2 separate regions of the Homo sapiens genome follow, and region 1 is linked to region 2. A link is an interaction called in ENCODE POLR2A ChIA-PET data of the cell type or tissue named here. Cell type or tissue: Panc1. All regions are shown on one strand. Links, peaks and the distances in the headings refer to the core of each region. The heading gives the core; the rest is flanking DNA.

The links. ChIA-PET counts read pairs that join two places held together with the same protein. Peaks named below come from ENCODE experiments on the same cell type or tissue, not always from the same donor. Only the 100,000 strongest peaks of a DNase experiment are listed, where the experiment ranks them.
Region 1: POLR2A ChIA-PET joins it to region 2 with 6 read pairs; 3 of 35 experiments call an interaction of 5 or more read pairs at or near these places.

The regions. Positions count from the first base shown.
Region 1 is chr7:148,829,028-148,834,412 of GRCh38, forward strand. It overlaps EZH2 (enhancer of zeste 2 polycomb repressive complex 2 subunit), which reads right to left. Exons shown (of 20, transcript NM_004456.5): 4 at 3,607-3,723; 5 at 701-821. Among named protein-coding and RNA genes, the nearest start is that of EZH2, 53 kb to the right of the region's middle. In Panc1, for the core only: no CTCF peak of the experiment used is centred there; no DNase peak of the experiment used is centred there.
Region 2 is chr7:148,912,090-148,917,474 of GRCh38, forward strand. No RefSeq gene overlaps it. Among named protein-coding and RNA genes, the nearest start is that of EZH2, 30 kb to the left of the region's middle. In Panc1, for the core only: no CTCF peak of the experiment used is centred there; DNase peaks (open chromatin) are centred at 1,362, 2,372 and 4,440; H3K27ac peaks cover 774 bases.

The DNA.
Region 1 (5,385 bases), core at 34-5,033, 83 kb before region 2:
CATTTTCAGGACTGGTGTTAGGCAAAGGAAGCAAACTTATCTTTAATACCTGCTACTTTCTGTAGAATGGCCCCTCCCCAAAACTTTCTAGTAGAAAACTGAATCTTCTAGGAACTGATTGTGGCTTTGGCCTCCTCCCAAACAATGGATCTGTCCTTTAACTGATCATTTCAGACCCTGCTTTCTGCTGATAATGACAATGGATGATGATATTACAAATATTATCCTTTCAGACACTTTAACAGGGCCTCCTGGACACAAAAAACTGAAACCATGACTCTAAGGATTGAATTTCAGGTACTGTAGTCCCTAGAGGAGCGGTATTTTTTAGTAGTAGGGGCTGTTGGAGCCCCTATATGCCACAGAAGCAGAGCCCCAATCCTAATTAATTTTACTACTAAAGAATCTTAAAATCTACATACACTCAAGTTCTATTTAATTTACATGTTATTGCCATTATGTTATAACCAACTATGCATAATTATCAGGTGGCAAACATGATCCTCCTAACTAATTTTCCCAAAAATAGTTAGGGAAAATACTGAAAATCTTAGGCCTGGGCCCAGGTTCAGTCCCTTATAGTTCAGTGCAAAACTTAATTTTAATATTAAAATTTTTCTCATGCCCTATATGCTTCATAAACAAAAGTGTCTCTCAATTCTTTAGCCCCTTTTTCCAAGAGAAGAAGCATATGGCTCACCTCTATCCCCGTGTACTTTCCCATCATAATTTTTTATTAGTTCTTCAATGAAAGTACCATCCTGATCTAAAACTTCATCTCCCATATAAGGAATGTTATGTAAAACAGTTTCATCTTCCACCTAAAAGAAAAAAATATATTTAAAAAGCAGGTTTACTCTAAGTATCAAATGTGAAATAACTAAAATACAACCTTTTTTTCATGTGTACATGTCTTTACCCAGTTCTCCAGATTTAAAATACTAGTCAGAGAGCAAACTCTAAAATTTATCAAAAAATAAAAGACCCCTCTCACCAATAAGCATATCTGAGAAAACTGTTGACAGAAAAAAAATTTAATTCTAGAAAAAATAATGCACTTAGTCTGTCATCAATCATTAAAACTTACCACCATTATTGTACATACCTCTAAGAAAGAAAAAGATGCTCTAGATTATGAGAAGACATCGTCTGTTTTTCTGTTTTTGTTTTTTAATTGAGACGAGTGTCTCACTATGCTGCCCAGGCTGGTCTCGAACTCCTGAGCTCAAGTGATCCACCCGCCTTGGCTCCCAAAGTGCTGGGATAACAGGTGTCTGACACCATGAGCCACCATGCCCAGCCATCATCAGTTTTAACGCGCACTTTAGATGTTAATAGAGGATGATGAAATATGGTGTATCAAGATCAACTATAAAGACCCATACCAAAAAACTACCCTAAGACTCCCAAACTCCACTTGATGATCCAGTTATTAAAACAGCCATTAACTTGTAATAGTTTAAGGTAAAATGAAAAAAAAATGTAAGACATCCAATATAATAAAATTCTAGGGATACAGAGTATTGATAGTCCATTAAAGTTTATGCCAAAAGGATATGTACTTATATGTAAAATAAGAACATTCTACAAAAACATAAAATATTTCAATATTTAGATGAATGAGATGAATATCAAAGTTGACAGTGCTAGTAAAGATGATAGATGAGTTTTTATCAAGCTTTGGAAGACAACAGAGAAGAAAGAAGAATAGCCAATCAAACAAAAGTTAAGACAGAATAGAATAGTTAAGCATACAAGGTAAAGAAAGTTGACATTCATAGGAGGAAGAGCATTTTCAATGAAGAATAAAAATGACAGCAGTTATAGATAAAGACTGGACAGTTCTGAAGTACATGTTTAAAGAGACTAATTCCAAGTGAAGACAAGTCTAAGTCTTAAGAGGCCTTTGAAAAGAGTATTGGTTGAAAACAGAATTTTAGAAAGATAATTATAATAAGCAGAATGGACTGGCTATGCCTGACTGGGAGGACACAGAAGCTCTTTAAAGGGTGAGATGGCGTAGGCTCGGCCCAGCACTATGATCATGGCCCACAGGTAAGAACACGCTGGGAAAGGCCACACACAGGACTAGTAGCAGCCAGGGAATGTGGAAAAAATCTCAAATAATCCCTAGGTAACAAATTTAGGACAACTGGAGAGTTCATAAAGATAACAAGTACCGTAGACAGACAAGGAAAAGAAAAAGTGGGATAAAAGGAGCATATAATTAAAATGCAGGTTTTAATGTATTCATATATTCAAATTCAAGCTTATGTACACACTAGAGGCCTGTTTTCATCTCATTTCACTTGCACTAATCTCATTTAAACTAGGGGTTGATTTCTTTCTATCTAAGCCAAAATCAAGTGACACTTAGATATTTTGTCTTTTCAATCATATCCACATCATCCTGCTCTCCAAAACGTATCTTAGTTACAATAAAGATTGTGTGCCTAATCTGCTTTGGTCAGCAAAATCAGACAGGGTCTGGCTCTGTCACCCAGGCTAGACCAGCAAAATCCATGGGTGATTCATAAATTAATGACAAATTTAAATAATATATTCTTCCAGAATTTCAGTCTGTGAAAACATGAAACTTCCCTCAAGGTCATGCAATGTAATTCTCAAACTACACTCAAATTTATACAACTACAGAAGAGTAACTGAAGTTGAGACTCTACTGTACAAAGTATAAAAGTTACTAAAAACTTCCCCAAAGCAGGTTCACCAAGGACTTCTATCAACATTTTATTAGCCTTCCCACTTTATATATCAATTAAGTAATACAACTATATATTTTTTATTTAGCAATACAAGTCAAGAACACATGCTTCAGTTTCTCTTTAGCATTTTATTACAAAAGCTGCTGCGTCAGAGTTAGCAATGGAACTATGTTTCAGCTCATGTTTCACAAGCCCTATGAATTTTACACCATAATGTACATTATCACAATAAAATGCTACCTAAAGTTGTTTTAAATAATAAGTTCTCAATTAACAAAAACTCAAAGTCAGACTTAGATTACAGGACACTGACTTTTTTAAGGATAAGAACTATAAGCTTCATTCCTTTTGTTTTTTTCAGACAGGGTCTGGCTGTCACCCAAGCTAGAGTACAATGGCACAATCTCAGCTCACTACAACCTCCGCCTCCCTCAAGCCATCCTTCCACCTCAGCCTCCTGAGTAGCTTGGGACTACAGACATGCGCCACACCCAGCTAACTTTTGTTTTGAGGACACAGCGTTTTGCCATATTGCCCAGGTGGATCTCCAATTCCCAGACTCAAGTAATCCATCTGCCTCAGCCTCCCAAAGTGCTGGGATTACAGGCATGAGCCACAATGCCCAGCCCATCTTTTAAATATTTTTAATCCTAGGTATGGTTACTGCTTAACACTTTTCCTTTGGAGAGTATAGGAAAAGAGTAATACTGCACAGGCCTTAAAAAAACTACCTTAATCAATTTTTAAAAATTACTTCAAGTGTTATTTTGATAGCTTTTTAGAATTTATACTGTCTTGATTCACCTTGACAATAAAATTATCTATGCTTTTTTACTTCAAATAAGTTATTATCAAATAAGCAGAAGATATCTTATTTACATACCATAAAATTCTGCTGTAGGGGAGACCAAGAATACATTATGGGTACTGAAGCAACTGCATTCAGAGTCTTTAATGGGATGACTTGTGTTGGAAAATCCAAGTCACTGGTCACCGAACACTAAAACAGAAAAAATAAAATTGACTCTTAAGAATAAAAGGACAACCTTAAGCTGTAGCCATCATATTGTAAAGAGATGCTGCCTACCCAAATATTTAATTTTGAAAAAAAAGTCCTTACCTAGGACAGTAAAGTGGTCATATAAACCAAATAGGATTCTCTCTTTTCTTTTACTTAGGGTGCAAAAATGCTTCAAATTTTCCAAATTTTCAAAACCTCCAACCCTTCCCATACTTACCAATATCAGTAAGAATCAAAAACTGTACTTATATGAGATTCAGCGATCTGATTAACTCCTCCATGCTTTTCCTATACATTTATTTCCTAGCTCATCCTTCATTTCTCTTACATTCCAACCACACAGAATAGTAATATGTATACCAAATAAGCCACTTAAATCTTACTTAATAAGAATAAGAAAACTTGGGCCGGGCGCGGTGGCTCACGCCTGTAATCCCAGCACTTTGGGAGGCCGAGACGGGCGGATCACGAGGTCAGGAGATCGAGACCATCCTGGCTAACACGGTGAAACCCCGTCTCTACTAAAAATACAAAAATTAGCCAGGCATGGTGGCGCGCGCCTGTAGTCCCAGCTACACGGGAGGCTGAGGCAGGAGAATGGCGTGAACCCGGGAGGCGGAGCTTGCAGTGAGTCGAGATCGCGCCACTGCACTCCAGCCTGGGCGACAGAGCGAAACTCCGTCTCAAAAAAAAAAAAAATAAAATAAAATAAAATAAAAAGAATAAGAAAACTTGTTCAGTTAATCTTCCTTATCTTCCTTTTTTAAAATCTAAGTGTCAATTGCTGATATTATCAGATGATACATAAATATTAAGGGTAATGGGTTTGTGTTTCAATCACAACAAAGTAAATTTAAGTCTATTCTGCAAAACTGTAATCTCTGAATTAATAATATTAGCTGATTACTAAGTACTTTCTATGTGCTAGGCTATTTTAAACACATTACATGTCTTCTATTTAATCCTCATTACAACACTGTAAGATGGGTACTACTCTTAGCCCCCATTTTACAGGTGAGAAAACTATAGAAAAGAAAGGATAAGTAGCTTGCCCAAAGTTGCGCATGGTTCTCGGGCTAGAATGTAAACTCCAAAAGCCTGACTCTGGAGCCCCTGCTCTTCCCGCTCCTTATATTGCCATGATACCATATTGCTAAAATGTGTCAGTGCACATAGTCCCTTGAAACACCATATTTCATACAATCTATGATGACAGCGATTTCAAGGTACATCATTATCTTCTGTATCACTAAGAAAAAATGCTGCCAACTAAACAAAGGTATAATCCATTCTTATCACAGTGATTCTAAGATGCATGTTGTTTCCAATGTTAAAATGTGAAAAATTTTGCATCTTTGATTCTCTGAAATATGGTATAACTCTGTGCCTAAATAACCACAGCACTTTCCACCCTGTCTACGAATCCGAGATTCCTTAAAGAGTACTACTGCCCAGGTGTAAGTCCTCCAGAGCCTTCTCAAAAATATCCTAGACATACATTCATAATCCACAATCAATGAAAATAGAGCAAAAAAGAAGTGTAGTAAAATGAAACTGAAAAATCATTATATATATATATATACACACACACACACACACACACACACACACATATTAAATGTTTAAATTTTTTATTTAAAA
Region 2 (5,385 bases), core at 230-5,229:
AAAGGCTAACAGTCTAAAATCAAGGTGTTGGCAGGACCATGCTCTTTCTGAGGGCTCTAGGGGAGGACCCTTTTTTCGTCTGTTGCAGCTTCTGGTAGCCCCGGGCATTCCCTAGTTTGTGGCAGCATCACTCCAATCTCTGCCTCAATCTTCATGTGGCCGTCTTCTCCCTGTGTCCAAATTTCCCTCTTCTTATAATGACATCAGTCATACTGGATTAGCACCCCCACCCCCCAATGACTTCATCTTAATTTGATTACATCACAAAGACCCTATTTCCAAATAAGGTCCCCTTCACAGATACAGTAGTGGAGGTCAGGGCCTCAACATGTCGTTTTGGGGGATACAATTCAATCTATAATGAGAGATCATGGTATAATGAATTGTTGTCTCTCCATTTTGGAGAAGTTCATGATGTAACAGAAGAAGCCAGTACACTGGCTGACATTCCTCCAGTGCATACCTGGTCATGCCAGGGACACAAGCTGGATGTCTAAGGGTGCTTAAATCATAGCTGCCAGTCTATGATTTAAAAGTGCAGGTTACTGAAACATATTGCTCAGAAGTTTGCGTGACTTGGTTTTCATATAGAGTTGTGTGTTGTTTTTTTTTTATAAGGTGTTCTGTTCATTAATCTCTGTGTAATTTTTTTTTTAATTCAAGATCTTTACTCTAAACCTGTTCTCTATAAAGAGCAATGGCCGGGAGTCAGAGGATGTGTGTCTGTCCCTGACTAACTGCATGATCTCAGGCAAATCCAAGTCTCTCTCGGGATTAGCTTCGTTCATTCAGCACCTTTTTACTAGAATCCTGAAATACGTTTGAGGTGAAACGGGATTTAGGGGTTCATACAGCCCAGCCCCTAACTTTACAGATCAGGAAGCTGAGCCCTGGGGAAGTTAAGGGGCCTGCCTGGTCCTCAACCGGTTGTATTCTGATAGTATTCACCTGTAAAATGTGTTTGGAACACAGTTTCTCAAAGGTTCTTTCCAATTGTTAAACTGAATTTGATTCTTAAACTGTGGATCTGTATTTTACCCATTTCAAATTAAAAGAAAGATACTACATTCGATTCAGCTGAATGCATTTCTGAGGCTCAGAAATTATGACTGCAAAATCATGTCACCACAATTTCCTTTACTTTGATGCTTATGAATTAGGAAGCCAGTGAATAGAAAGTTTCATCAAACCATCAAAAGCTAAAATGATTTATTTCTGTACTTTCAGTGTTCATGACTTTGAAGGTTCTGTTTTTACTAATCTTAGCAATGTCTTCATACTTTTAAAAGCCCCCAAAATACCTGGTTATGGCAAAGTTGAGTCACAGGGCTCATGTGCAATAAAGCTCAGCCCTGGAAAGTGTACCCATGCCTGGTTTAATAGCAAAAGGTAATATGAGACTAACATACCAAAAAAGGGTGAGTGTTCACTCGTAAGTCATCTCCTGTGAAATAGGAAGAAATCTTAAATGTCGTTTGGATATGTGTTGGGGTTGTTTCTTTGAAACATACATCTGATTCGTTCTCCAATTATGCCTGGTCCCAGAGTCTAAGGCTTTAACAATCTGCAGGAACATTTATGTGAATGAATTGCTTTTAGAAATGAAAGGCACATTGTATAAGATATAAGATAGTGACATAAGCATGTGCGGGGTAAAAAGACATTTTTATAGTGTATCATGGGAAGTCTTGGATAACTGGGATTAACATGCAGGGTTTAAGACCGTTATGTTCTGCCATGGTAGCAAAACCTGATAATACGAATTAAAATGAACAATCGTAAAATGCAAACATGTTTGCCACATAATCAGGGCGTAAGATCAATCATGTTGGCTCTGCTTGTTGAGTATCTGTGTCAGGAGCCCACATGGAAACAGAAAGGAATGATTCTTTGTTCCTGGGCAGAGGAATAGCTTCTGCCACTCTGTTCCCAAATCTTTGTTAAATTATTTGTTGATGGTTCATCTCCTCGTCTAGGCTGTGAGTGTCTGTGGGAGAGAAACTGTCTTAATTCTCTTCATTATCAGGGCCTGCCTGCACCTTGTGTACTAAAGGTGGCCAAGAGCCATATCTCCAGGCCCTGCCTGGCAGCAGAAGCAGTGGCGGGACTGCGATGGGAGAGGTGGCTGCAATCCTGGGGGGCTTGAGACAGACAGATTCTGCCCCCAGAAAGCTACCGGTAGTTAACAGGTGTGTTCTGTAGCCATACCTCTCCCCACCCAGCCCTGTCTTCGGTGCAATGCCGTTCATGCCTCGGTGCTGTCCAGGGAAGCTCTGGCCTCAGTGGCTGCAAGTCCTCAGCTTCCCGCAGCCTCCCCCGCAGCACCTGCTGCGGACTCAGACAAACCAAGAGCACTGAGTTTTCGGAGATTGAGAGCATGACTCACACATTCCAATTATGACACAGAGGGAAGTATTCTCAAGAAAGAGAGCTAGGGAAGTAAAGACTTTATTGGGCCCCTGTTTGGGCACACTACCATGTGGCCCCCTCTGGTGCCACCTGCCAAGGGCCTTTCCCCGCTGATGGGAGGGTCTGCCCCTGGCCTTGCCCAGGCATTTCTGCACCTCCTCCACTGAGGCCAGCATTCCAGCTGGGCCCACAGCCACCCTTCACCCCTCTCCCAGTTCCTAGAACAGGAACACGCTGTTGTGGTTCCCTGCAGCAAGTCAGGTGCCAGGTGCATGGGCCCCACTGCTCCGGGTCTGGACAGGAAGGCAAGGACCAGCTGGACAGTTACTTTTTAAGGTGAAGGTGGAATTTGTTGGGTGACATCCCCCCAGTAGTTCCTGCCAATGCCTGAGCTGACTGCACTGTGGCTACCTTATAACTCAGACTAGAAGCTCCTTTGTGAATCGTCTTTTCCCCTCCTCCCTGATCATTTTTATTTAATACCCGTGAACAAATGGGAGCCTAGTTCTGCTTTTCTTTTTTTTTTTTTTCTTTTTTTTTTTGAGATGGAGTCTGGAGTGCAGTGGTGCAACCTTGGCTCATTACAACCTCCGCGTCCCGGGTTCAAGCAATTCTCCTGCCTCAGCCTCCCAAATGGCAGGGACTACAGGTGCCTGTCACCATGCCCCACTAATTTTTGTATTTTTAGTAGAGATGGGATTTCACCATGTTGGCCAGGCTGGTCTTGAACTCCTGACCTCAGGTGATCCACCCACCTCAGCCTCCCAAAGTGCTGGAATTACAGATGTGAGCCACCATGCCCAGCCTGCCACTGCTTTATATTAAGGGCATCTAGTAGGGGCCCAGTCAATATCAGTGAAACCAACGAAGCGATTCCTAACATTTGCATCACACTTTCCACTTTACAAAGCAGCTTCCTGGAATCGTCTCTGAAGAGTTAGGACCTGCCCTTCACTCAGGTACCTGGCAGTTCAAAGTTCCTGGTGAGCCCCACTCTTCGGAGAAGGAGGAGGAAATGTGAGGGGTGTTGCCTCGGGCTCCACTGCAGAAATAAAAAGACTGAGAAGAACGCTCTGGGGCTCTCAGTGACCTTTGACGGAGAGGTTCAACTATCAGGTGCCTCTGTGGGTTAGGCGCTCTCCATACCAAAAATCACACTTATCCTCGCACAGCCATAGGAAGAGGGCATTATCCCCACTCCACAGAGGGGAAAATGACAGTCTGAAGATATTAAATAGCTTTCCCAGCCTTGCTCAATGACTCACGCCTGTAATCCCAGCACTTTGGGAGGCTGAGGCGGGAGGATCATTTAAGGTCAGGAGTTCAAGACCTGCCTGGGCAACATAGTGAGACACCTCCCCCCACCATCTCCACCAAAAAAAATTTTTTTTTAATTAAAAACCAGGCCAGGTGCAGTGGCTCACGCTTATAATCCCAGTACTTTGGGAGGCTAAGGTGGGTGGGTCACCTGAGGTCAGGAGTTTGAGACCAGTCTGGCCATCATGATGAAATCCCATCTCTACTAAAAATACAAAAATTAGCGGGGCGTGGTGGCACACACCTGTAGTCCCAGCTACTTGGGAAGCTGAGGGAGGAGAATCACTTGAACCAGCGAGTTGGAGATTGCAGTGAGCCGAGATCATGCCACTACACTCCAGCCTGGGTGACAGAGCAAGACTTCGTCTCAAAAAAAAAAAAATCAAATTAAAAGATTTTTTAAAAATAGCTTTCCCAAGCTCACACAGCTAAGAAGTAACAAAGCTAGGCTTTAAGCCCCAGTCCTGCAGACTGCAGAGAATAATTTATGTTTCATTTGATTACATCACTAAGCTTCATTCCCTTGTGCTCATTCTTATTTTGTTTATCCAGAAGCCTTACAAAGTTAAAGGATTAGAGAATCCAGTTGTGTTTTGTCTGGCAACCTTACTGGGTCAGAGTTCAAGTATGTAAGGGCAGTCGTCTCAAAATGTGGTCTGTGGACCACAGTCCAAAAATGTTACCATTCTGCCAAGAGATAAATACAAAAAACTGAGATTAGCAATGTAGAAACTTTTAAGGCAGGATTCTTCAACCTTGGCACTACTGATTTGGGGCCCAATAATTCTTTGTTGTGGGGGCCGTCCTTTGCACTGTCAGATGCTTCTGAGCATCTCTGGCTTCTGCCCATGAGATGCTAGTAGCATCCCCCTCCCCAGGGGGGACAAGCAAAAACGTCTCTGCTATTGTCAAATGTCCTCAGAGGTGGAGGGGCAAAATCAAGAGCCCTCCCTGCCTCTTCCTGGTTGAGAACCACTAACCACTGGTTAAAAGCAATTTGACAGAGGAATGGTATGTCTGCTCCATCTAATAATTTTTAAATTGGACCTTGAATTTTGTATGTTTCTGTTGTTTTTTAATTTCATTTTACCAGTAATTCATTTTTATTGATTGTACTAAAGTATCAGTCTATAAGCCTTTGGAGAAATAAAAAGCAAAACAAAACTGGTCTTTCACCATTGATGGGTTTAGAAGCCCTGACGGAGGAAGAATACAACCAACATCTATGTGTAAGAAGGCCGCTGAGAGGAGACAGAAAATATCCAGCAGATTCTTTTGCTATCTTGTGGCTTGTGAACCTAAATATAATCTTTTTAAAAATATATAATCTTTTAACAATTTTTTTTAACATGTGGACCAAGCACATGGTACCAAATCGAAAAAGCACAGCCCAGCCAGGCACGGTACTTTATGCCTATAATCCCAGCACTTTGGGGGGCCAAGGCTGGTGGATAACCTGAGGTCAGGAGTTCGAGACCAGCCTGGCCAACATGGTGAAACCCCGTTGCTACTAAAAATACAAAAATTAGCCAAGAGTGGTGGCGCATGCCTGTAGTCCCAGCTACTCGGGAGGCTGAGGCAGGAGAATCACTTGAACTGGGGAGGCGGAGATTGCAGTGAGCCAAGATCGTGCCACTGCACTCCAGCCTGGGTGACAGA